2 separate regions of the Homo sapiens genome follow, and region 1 is linked to region 2. A link is an interaction called in ENCODE POLR2A ChIA-PET data of the cell type or tissue named here. Cell type or tissue: B cell. All regions are shown on one strand. Each heading gives the region's core, and the rest is flanking DNA. Links, peaks and the distances in the headings are about the cores only. Region 1 overlaps CFAP74 (cilia and flagella associated protein 74). Region 2 overlaps SKI (SKI proto-oncogene).

Region 1 (5,366 bases), core at 106-5,105, 310 kb after region 2:
TTTCTCCACGTTGGTCAGGCTGGTTTCAAACTCCTGACCTCAGGTGATCTGCCCGCCTCAGCCTCCCAAAGTGCTGGGATTACAGGCATGAGCCACTACACCTGACCTCTCAGAGAGCTTTTCTAACTCCATGGCTCCAGAGCCCCCTGCAGTTCGTGTGTGTGTGTGTGTGTGTAGTGCTGAAAAAAAAAAGGTCCCAACTTTCTTAGCTCTGCGTCCTCTGCTCTCTTCTTCCCTTCCATTTTCAGATAACCCACAAACTCAGCCAACATCATGTACCCTCCACCCAAAATACAGATCTTAGACTTTTATCCTACTTGCCTCTGATTTCTCTTTGTTGTTACAGAAACAAACATTCTCCCTCAAGTCGGAGCTGGCTTTGTTCTCCCTCCCTCCCCAGAGCCCGTCACTGTCAGGAATGCCAGGGGTCACACTTTCATTACATACCTGTGTACCTATAACCTAACACACACACGTACACACGTGTATACCTACAACCTAACAGGTACACACGTGTGTACCTACAACCTAACCCACGTGCACACATGTGTACCTACAACCTAGCGCGCACACACCTGTGTACCTACAACCTAACACCCACGTACACACGTGTGTACCTACAACCTAACACCCACACATACAGACGTGTGTACCTATAACCTAACACCCACATACACACGTGTGTACCTACAACCTAACACCCACGTACACACCTGTGTACCTACAACCTAACACCCACGTATACACCTGTGTACCTACAACCTAACACCCACATACACACGTGTGTACTTACAGCCTAACACCCACGTACACACGTGTGTACCTACAACACCCACGTACACGTGTGTACCCACAACCTAACACCCACGTACACACGTGTGTACCTACAACCTAACACCCACGTACACACGTGTGTACCTACAACCTAACACCCACGTACACACCTGTGTACCCACAACCTAACACCCACGTACACACGTGTGTACCCACAGCCTAACACCCACGTACACACGTGTGTACCCACAGCAACACACATACACACGTGTGTACCTACAACCTAACACCCACGTACACACGTGTACCTACAACCTAACACCCACGTACACACCTGTGTACCTACAACCTAACACCCACGTACACACGTGTGTACCTACAACCTAACACCCACGCACACACGTGTGTACCTACAACCTAACACCCACGTACACACGTACCTACAACGTAACACCCACATACACACGTGTGTACCTACAACCTAACACCCACGTACACACGTGTGTACCTACAACCTAACACCCACGTACACACGTGTGTACCTACAGCCTAACACCCACGTACACACCTGTGTACCTACAGCCTAACACCCACGTACACACGTGTGTACCTACAGCCTAACACCCACGTACACACGTGTGTACCTACAACCTAACACACACACATACACACGTGTACCTATAACCTAACACCCACGTACACACGTGTGTACCTACAACCTAACACCCACGTATACACCTGTGTACCTACAACCTAACACCCACGTATACACCTGTGTACCTACAACCTAACACACATACACACCTGTGTACCTACAACCTAATACACACATGTGTACCTACAACACACATGTACACACGTGTGTACCTACAACCTAACACACACGTACACATGTGTGTACCTACAACCTAACACCCACGTATACACCTGTGTACCTACAACCTAACACCCACGTGTACACCTGTGTACCTACAACCTAACACCCACGTATACACCTGTGTACCTACAGCCTAACACACGTACACACGTGTGTACCTATACCCTAACACTCACACATACACACACTTCTACACTTGCACAGATGTAGGGTGACCACCATGCTGCTGTACCCAGTACTGAGGGGCTTCTCAGGCCGCAGGACTTTGAGTGCTGAAACTTGGAGAGCCCCATGCAGACCGGGACCTCATGCCGGTGGCCTCAGACCCCTGCTGCTGGTCTGGATTTTGCTTGTCTCCCCTCAGCCTGGGTATTTTTGTGACTGATCCTCATGGGCACCACCAAAGGCTCCATGTTGGACCCATCAGGTTTGAGGCCTGCGGGCTGTCAGAGCAGCACCTCGTGGGAAGCTTCTAGTTCTAAACGCAGATATTAGAAAAGAGGGTGTGAAAATCAACCATCTAAGCTTCCTTTTCAAGAATTAGGAAAAGAACACAGTAAATTAAACCCAAAGAGAGTAGAAGAAAGACATAAAAAAGGTAAAAGTGGAAGTCAACGAAATAGAAATGCAATATTCAACAGAGAAAAACAACAAACTAAAAGTCTTTCTTGTACAATTTAATAAAATTCATTACCCCCAGCAAGACCAATGAGGATAAAAAGAGAAAACACAAACCATCAATATCAGGAGCGAAAGGGAACATCACCACAGACCCTAACAAATATCAAAGCGATAAGAAGAGAACATGATGAACATCTTTACACCAGGGAACCTGACAATTTTGAGGAAATGGACAAATTCCTCAAAATACACAATGGACACAGGAAAAATATAGAAATACCTGAATAGTTGGGCCGGGTGCGGTGGCTCACGCCTGTAATCCCAGCACTTTGGGAGGCCGAGGCGGGCGGATCACCTGAGGTCAGGAGTTTGAGACCAGCCTGGCCAACATGGTGAAACCCTGTCTCTACTAAAAATGCAAAAATTAGCCAGGTAAGGTGCTGCACACCTGTAATCCCAGCTACTCTCCTGAAGCAGGAGAGTCGCTTGAACCCAGGAGGCAGAGCTTGCAGTGAGCCGAGATTGCACCACTGCACTAAGCCTGGGCGACAGAGCGAGACTCCATTTCAAAAAAAAAAAAAAAAAGGTCAGGCACGGTGGCTCCCGCATGTAATCCCAGCACTTTGGGAGGCCGAGGTGCGCAGATCACGAGGTCAGGAGATCAAGACCATCCTGCCTAACACGTTGAAACCCCGTCTCTACTAAAAATACAAAAAAATTAGCCGGGCATGGTGGCGGGCGCCTATAGTCCCAGCTACTCGGGAGGCTGAGGCAGGAGAATGGCGTGAACCCTGGAGATGGAGCTTGCAGTGAGCCGAGATCGCACCACTGCACTCCAGCCTGGGTGACAGAGCAAGACCCCATCTCAAAAAAAAAAAAGGTCGGGCACAGTGTCTCACACCTGTAATCCCAACACTTGAGGAGGCCGAGGCGGGCAGATCACGAGGTCAGGAGATCGAGACCATCCTGGCTAACACAGTGAAACACCATCGCTACTAAAAATACAAAAAATTAGCCAGGTGTGGTGGTGGGTGCCTGTAGTCCCAGCTACTTGGGAGACTGAGGCAGGAGAATCATTGAACCCGGGAGGCGGAGGTTGCAGTGAGCCGAGATCATGCCACTGCTCTCCAGCCTGGGCAACAGAGCGAGATTCTGTCTCAAAAAAAAAAAGAAAAAAAGAAAGAAAAAAATTGACTACTAATAATAATCAATAATATCTCCACTCAAAAATAATTTTAGTGAGTGCTGGGCGCCACGGCTGTAATCCCAGCACTTTGGGAAGCTGAAACAGGAGGATCACTTGAGTCCAGGAATTTGAGACCAGCCTGGGCAACACCCCATCACTACATTTTTCTTTTCTTTTTTTTTTTTTTTGAGACAGAGTCTCGCTCTATCACCCAGGCTGGAGTGCGGTGGCGCGATCTCGGCTCACTGCAAGCTCCGCCTCCTGGGTTCACGCCATTCTCCTGCCTCAGCCTCCCAAATAGCTGGGACTACAGGTGCCCACCACCACGCCTGGCTAATTTTTGTGTATTTTTAGTAGAGACGGGGTTTCACCATGTTAGCCAGGATGGTCTCGATCTCCTGACCTCGTGATCTGCCCGCCTCAGCCTCCCAAAGTGCTGGGATTACAGGCGTGAGCCACCGCGCCCGGCCTACATTTTTCTAAGTTTTTTGTTTTTTGTTTTTTGTTTTTTTTTTTTTGAGGCGAGAGTCTCACTCTGTCACCCAGACTGGAGTGCAGTGGGGCGATCTCAGCTCACCGCAACCTCTACCTCCTAGGTTCAAGCAATTCTCCTGCCTCAGCCTCCCGAGTAGCTGGGATTACAGGCACCGGCCACCACGCCCAGCTAACTTTTGCATTTTTTTCAGTAGAGATTGGGTTTCACCGTGTTGGCCAGGCTGGTCTTGAACTCCTGACCTCAGGTAATCCACCCGCCTCGGTCTCCCAAAGTGCTGGGATTATAGGCGTGAGTCACCGCGCCCAGCCAATTTTTTTAAGAATTTTTTTTTTTTTTTTTTTTTTTGAGACAGAGACAGAGTCTTTGCTCTGTCACCCAGGCTGGAGTGCAGTGGCACAATCTCGGCTCGCTGCAAGCTCCGCCTCCTGGGTTCACGCCATTCTTCTGCCTCAGCCTCCCAAATAGCTGGGACTACAGGCGCCCGCCAGCACACCCAGCTAATTTTTTTGTATTTTTAGTAGCGACGGGGTTTCGCCGTGTTAGCCAGGATGGTCTCGATCTCCTGACCTTGTGATCCGCCCGCCTCGGACTCCTAAAGTGTTGGGATTACAGGCGTGAGCCACTGTGCCCGAACTTTTTTTTTTTTTTTTTTTTTTATTGAGATGGGGTCTTGCTCTGTCACCCAGGCTAGAGTGCAGTGGTGCGATCTCAGCTCACTGCAAGCTCCGTCTCCAGGATTCACGCCATTCTCCTGCCTCAGCCTCCAAAGTAGCTGGGACTACAGGTGCCCACCACCATGCCTGGCTAATTTTTTTGTATTTTTAGTAGAGACGGGGTTTCACCGTGTTAGCCGGGATGGTCTCGATCTCCTGACCTCGTGATCCGCCCTCCTCGGCCTCCCAAAGTGCTGGGATTACAGGTGTGAGCCACCATGCCAGCCTTTTTAAAGAATTTTTTAAAGCATTTAGAGCCTGTGGTCACAGGACATAAAAATACGCATTTGAATATTACAACATATGAATGAACACTTTCTGTTACCGACAAATGTGATAGGAGTATTGTCCTTTACAGCATAAAATATATACAATTAGGACAAAAATCAATGGGGAAAATACAGTGGAAATAGGCATTTGAGGAAAATATGAAATGTGAAGTTTCCAATGGTTAAAATAACCAGGTCCCGGCCTCTTTTTAATAGATGGTGGCAGGAATCAACTTGCTCATAATAGGCCTCGTAGACACCTGTGCTTCCATTTAGAGAAAAAGATCCGTTTTTAAAACGTCAATAAATATTTAACAAAATAAGCTAGAAATTTCCTTTGCAACTTCCTTTGCAACTATCTAAACTTGTGATTAAATTTTTAGCTACCCAGGACACAGTGGCACTCATCTGTAGTCCCAGCTACTCGGGA
Region 2 (5,366 bases), core at 131-5,130:
ACACTTGAAAGGGTCCCCCTCAGCCTTGATCTCAAAACAGCCCTGGGGCACTGAAGGCTGAACTGAGCAGACAATTGTCTCCCATTGCCAGGGAACCTCCTGGTGGCACGGCTGTCTGCGTGGCCGGCAACGCTAGGAACATCCGGCCTGCACGCTGGACCCTGGAGCCTCACACGTCCTCAGCCTGTAGAATTCCCCCAGCACCTCCACGAATGAGGCAAGGGGCCCTGTGGACCCAACCACAATGGGACCTGATGCCCAGGCCCAGGTCAGACACACCCTGCACGCCCACCAACAACGCTGCCATGAAAGCTGGCCTCCAACTCAGAGCCGACCATCAGGGTGGCAGTGCCAGGCAGCACCAAGAAACAACAGCACTCGACCGCATCTGCCACTGGCCTGACAGCCTCGCACACTCCAGGCATTTTGCTAAGTACCTACGGGAATCCATCAGCTGACCACCAGGCTGGCTGGCTGTGGGCACAGTCCCCGTGCCAGCGCCCAGACGCGGCTCCTGAGATGGCTTGTGGGACCCAGCTGCCTCTTCCAAACAGGAGAGGGGCCAATGGGAAACTGAGGCCTAGAAAAGTAACGTGGCCCACACTCAGAGTAGGAAGGTAGCCCAGCCATGCTCCTAAACCCTAAGCCACGCTGCCTCTCTACGCTCCTAGAAACTTCCACTTGACTGAAATAATCAAAAAGTACACTGACCACTATTTGCACAGAGAAGACGTGAGAAGGAAAGACAGTGAGTTAAACAGCAAACCCAGCTGCAGTGACTTTCACTTCACTGTGGGCAAAGGAAAACCAACAGGTACAGCCAGTGCCTGCCAGAGAGGCTGCCCCACGGCTTTTCTGAACCAGCGCAGAGCGCCGCCCCGCCTCAGGTCAAAGGCTGCCTGTCCAGGCCCCGCCACTGCCAGGCTTCCTTTTGAATCCAACCAGCACCGTCACAGTTGCATTGCCCCAGTGGCGCAGGGGCCCCAGCGTTATTTGCAAAACAAAAAGTGAGGACCCTCCACTGGAGAGCCACCCTGCGGCGCCCCTCATTAATATTCAACAGTTAGGACAAAGCCGGACAAAAGAGCAGAGCGGGTCACCAAGCTCAGAACCCACCCTGAGTCCCACAGCCTGCTCCTGATTCCAAGATGGGGCCTTTGGAAACCAAGTAACGGAAATGGCTGCCAGCCAGGCTGAGTCCGGGCAGCCCCGGAGAGGGGACGCGGCAGTGTGGGCACCACCCAGCCAGGCCAAAGCAGAACCTAGGAGCTCCCCCCAAGAACCTGGTGGCCTCAGGGCCTGGAAAGGCAGCTGGCCAGGCCCCTAGGGCTCTGGGGAAGGAATGTGGGCTGCTCCAGAAAGTCCCCAAAAGCACCAGGGTCCTTCCGCGCACTCACCACAGCCTCTCCGTGAGGCACCGGTGCACAAGAGCAGACACGACGCGACCAAGGCCCCCCGCCACCGCGCCCCCCCGTCACCACCAGCAGAGCCAAACAAGTCAACATGGGGCTGAAACTGGTCCCAGCCCACATGCCCTGGTAAAAGGGGCGGGCACGCTGCGTCCAAGGGCTGTCCCAGCTGCGTTGGCAATGGCGCATCCAGGGGAAGGAGGCCAAGGTGTGCAGCCAGCAGTAAGGCCCCTTCCCGAGAGCCAGACTGGACTCGGGCTGGGGCAGCTGTGTGCTCCCCAAGGGCACCTGTGGGGCCCAGGAAAGAGGAAGAGCAAGTCCTGATGCCAGGAGCAGGCCCTGGGCTCCTAGGTTCAGGAAAAAGTCAAGGCCAAGCCAGCAGATTGTCCCAGAAACCCCAAGTGGCCAGGGCAAGGGGGTACATACTTCTTGCCTGGTGGCTGCACCCCAACCCCAGGGAGGCATTTCTAGGGGCTGCCAGAGAATGGCCCCTTGCCCCGGGTCCACCACACCACCCACATTTGGCAATGGGTTCCAAAGGGAGGAACGTGACAGGCTTCTGTGAGGTGGCAAGTATCATCTTCAGCGAAGCCATCATTTTGCTAAAAGAACTTTCTCCAGGATCTGGCAGGATATAACTTCAGAGCCAGAAGAAAGGAGGGAGAAGCACGCTGCAAACAGGCCCTTGGTCATTTGGGAGTCTGGGGTCCTCTCGCTGCCCTTCCCTGGCTCCAGGCTGAGGGCGCCCCTGACCCAGGCCCTTCCCTCTCCAGCTGCACACACCCATGCACACCTGTGCACACACATGCCCACGGCTCCCTTTTTTGTTTTTTGTTTTTTTAAGATGGAGTCTTGCTCTGTTGCCCAGGCTGAAGTGCAGTGGCACAATCTCGGCTCACTGCAAACTCCGACTCCCAGGTTCAAGTGATTCTCCTGCCTCAGCCTCCCAAGTAGCTGGGACCAGGTGCATGCCACCACACCTGGCTAACTTTTGTATTTTTAGTAGAGACGAGATTTCACCATATTGGCCAGGCTGGTCTTGAACTCCTGACCTTGTGATCCGCTGGCCTCAGCCTCCCAAAGTGCTGGGATTACAGGCGTGAGCCACCGTGCCCGGCCTGTGCCCATGGCTCTTGCACAGGCCTCCCAGAAAGCAGAAGCAGCCTGGCCACAGTGGGCGAGGTGGAGGTTCCTGAGGCCCCCCCCATCAGGTTCCTCTTTGCTGCTGCTACAGGCCAGGCACACGGTAGGTGCCCCTTCACAGAAGAGCAGCCCCATCAGGCCCGACTGCCGCACTCTCTGAGACTCCCTCCCCCAATGGCACTCACAGCCTTCGGCCCCAGCAGGTCACTGTCATCTCTTCATCACACAGAAGCCCTCTCCATGAACACCACCAGTCCCGGCAGAGCCCCCGCCCAGCTCGCACAAAGGAGGGGTGGGGAGTCTGACTTGCAGACAGCGCTGCACACCGAGGCTCACAGAGCGTCTCCTCTTACAAACATGAATCTGGCGCCGAGACGCTCCAGCTTCCTGACCACCACAGCAGAGGACAGAGGCAGCCTCCAGCAACAGAGGCAGGATCCGACCACGGTGCACGCAGTAGACAAACAGGAGACAGAAATTTACAAGTAGAACAGGATCACTAACCAGAGTAGATAAAGACGTACAACTGAGCAAAGGCCCCCACACACAACTCGACTCAAAGAGGGACTCAGACATTCCTCAAAGAGGATATAGGAGTGGCCAATAAGCACACGAAAAAATGCCCAACATACTAATCATCAGGGAAATGAGAACCAAAACCACAATGAGATGCCACCTCACACCCATTAGGATGGCCGCTGTCAAAAAACAGAACAAGTGCTGGAGAGGATGCAAAGACAGTGCTGCTCGAACGCTGTTGCTGGGAGTGGAAAATGCTGCAGCCACTATGAAAAACAGTCGGTTCTTTAAAAAGAAAAACGGGCTGAATGCGGTGGCTCACGCCTGTAATCCCAGCACTTTGGGAGGCCGAGGCGGGATGACGGCTTGAGGCCAGGAGTCAGAGACCAGCCTGGCCAACGTGGCGAAACCCGTCTCTACTAAAAAAACAAAAATTAGCCAGGTGTGGTGGCACACACCTATAGCCCCAGCTACTCAGGAGGCTGAGGCAGGAGAATCACTTGAACCTGGGAGGCGGAGGTTGCAGTGAGCCGAGACTGTGCCACCGCACTCTGGCCTGGGCAACAGAGTGAGACCCTGCCTCAAAAAAAAAAAAAAAAAAAAAAAAAAGAAGGAAAAATAGGGCCAGGTGCAGTGGCTGACGCTTGTAATCCCAGCACTTTAGGAGGCCAAGGCGGGCAGGTCACATAAGGTCAAGAATTCAAGATTAGCCTGGCCAACATGGTGAAACCCCATCTCCACTAAAAATACAAAAATCAGCTGGGCATGGTGGCACATGCCTTTAGTCCCAGCTACTTGGGAGGCTGAGACAGGAGAATCGCTTGAGCCCAGGAGGAGGTGGAGGCTGCAGTGAGCCGAGATCGTGCCACTGCACTCCAGCCTGGGCAACAGAGCAAGATGCTGTCTCAAAAATAAATGAATAAAAATAGAATGATCAATGATCCAGCAATCCCACTTCTGGGTCTACACCCAGAACTGAAGGCAGGGTCTCCAGAGGTCACTGTGCACCCGTGCTCACAGCAGCATCATTCACGACAGCTAAACTGTGGAAGTCACCCGTGTGTCCACTGACAGAAATGGGTAAACAAAATACATCCATACAGCAGCCTGCGGTTCAGTCTTGAGAAGGAAGGAGACTGTGACACAGGCTACGCATGGCTGCGCCTTGAGGACATGGTGCTGAGTGAAATAAGCTGTCACAAAAGGACAGATCCTGTGCGATTCCACTCACAGGAGGCCCCTAGAGTCACCAAAGTCACAGAAACAGAAAGCGGCGGGTGGGTGTTGGGGGCTGGGGGAGGCAGAATGGGGAGTGAGTGTCTCATGGGGACAAAGGCTGAGCCTGGGAAGGTGGGTGAACAGCAGCGTGAATTTGCTTTACAGTTTTAGCTGTTCTGAGGTTAGGTGCGTATATATTATTGTTAGATCTTCCAGTTGATTCGACCCTTTTATTGTTCTGTAACTACTTTTCTGTTTCTAGTAATAGTTTCTGAAGAAAAGTATATTTTGTTTGATACAAATGGAGCCACTCCTGTTTTCTTTTGGTCACCAATGGCATGGGATGTCTTTTTCCATTCCTTCACTGTCAGCCTATGTGTTCAACACTGCTGAATGCTACATGTAATGGTCAACATTATGTTTATTTTGCCACAATAAGAAAATGTAATATGCACAAGTTACAGAAAAAAATACTGAAATAACAAAACAATCAACCCACCAAAAAGCAAAGAAATACAAACTAAATGATGAGATTTTTCACCTTTCAAATTAACAAAGACACTCTAAATGACAGAATCTTGTTTTTGCTTTTCGTTTTTTGAGACAGAGTCTCGCTCTGTCACCCAGGCTGTAGTACAATGGCGCCATCTCAGCTCACTGCAACCTTCACCTCCCAGGTTCAAGCTATTCTCCAGCCTCAGCCTCCCAAGTAGCTGGGACTACAGGTGCACACCACCACGCCCAGGTAATTTTTGTATTTTTCTAGTAGAAACATGGTGTCACCATGTTGGCCAGGCTGGTCTTGAAAACCTGACCTCAAGTGATCCACCCACCTTGGCCTCCCAAAGTGCTGGGATTACAGGTGTGAGCCACCATGCCCAGCCTAAATGACAGAATCTTAAAAGTTGTCAGGAGGGGCCAGGTGCAGTGGCTCACGCCTGTAATCCCAGCACTTTGGGAGGCCGAGGCAGGCGGATCACGAGGTCAGGAGATGAGACCATCCTGGCTAACACGGTGAAACCCCATCTCTACTAAAAATACAAAAAATTATCCGGGTGTGGTGGCGGGCACCTGTAG

What was found. Peaks named below come from ENCODE experiments on the same cell type or tissue, not always from the same donor. Only the 100,000 strongest peaks of a DNase experiment are listed, where the experiment ranks them.
Region 1: POLR2A ChIA-PET joins it to region 2 with 5 read pairs; 2 of 35 experiments call an interaction of 5 or more read pairs at or near these places.

What each region holds. Positions count from the first base shown.
Region 1 is chr1:1,930,677-1,936,042 of GRCh38, reverse strand. All of the region lies in intron 25 of CFAP74 (cilia and flagella associated protein 74), which reads left to right. Among named protein-coding and RNA genes, the nearest start is that of TMEM52, 14 kb to the right of the region's middle. In B cell, for the core only: no CTCF peak of the experiment used is centred there; no DNase peak of the experiment used is centred there.
Region 2 is chr1:2,244,103-2,249,468 of GRCh38, reverse strand. All of the region lies in intron 1 of SKI (SKI proto-oncogene), which reads right to left. Among named protein-coding and RNA genes, the nearest start is that of SKI, 18 kb to the right of the region's middle. RefSeq lists enhancers at 1-228, 229-1,154, 1,155-2,081 and a silencer at 10-404. In B cell, for the core only: no CTCF peak of the experiment used is centred there; DNase peaks (open chromatin) are centred at 2,618 and 3,098; H3K4me3 peaks cover 554 bases; H3K27ac peaks cover 1,287 bases.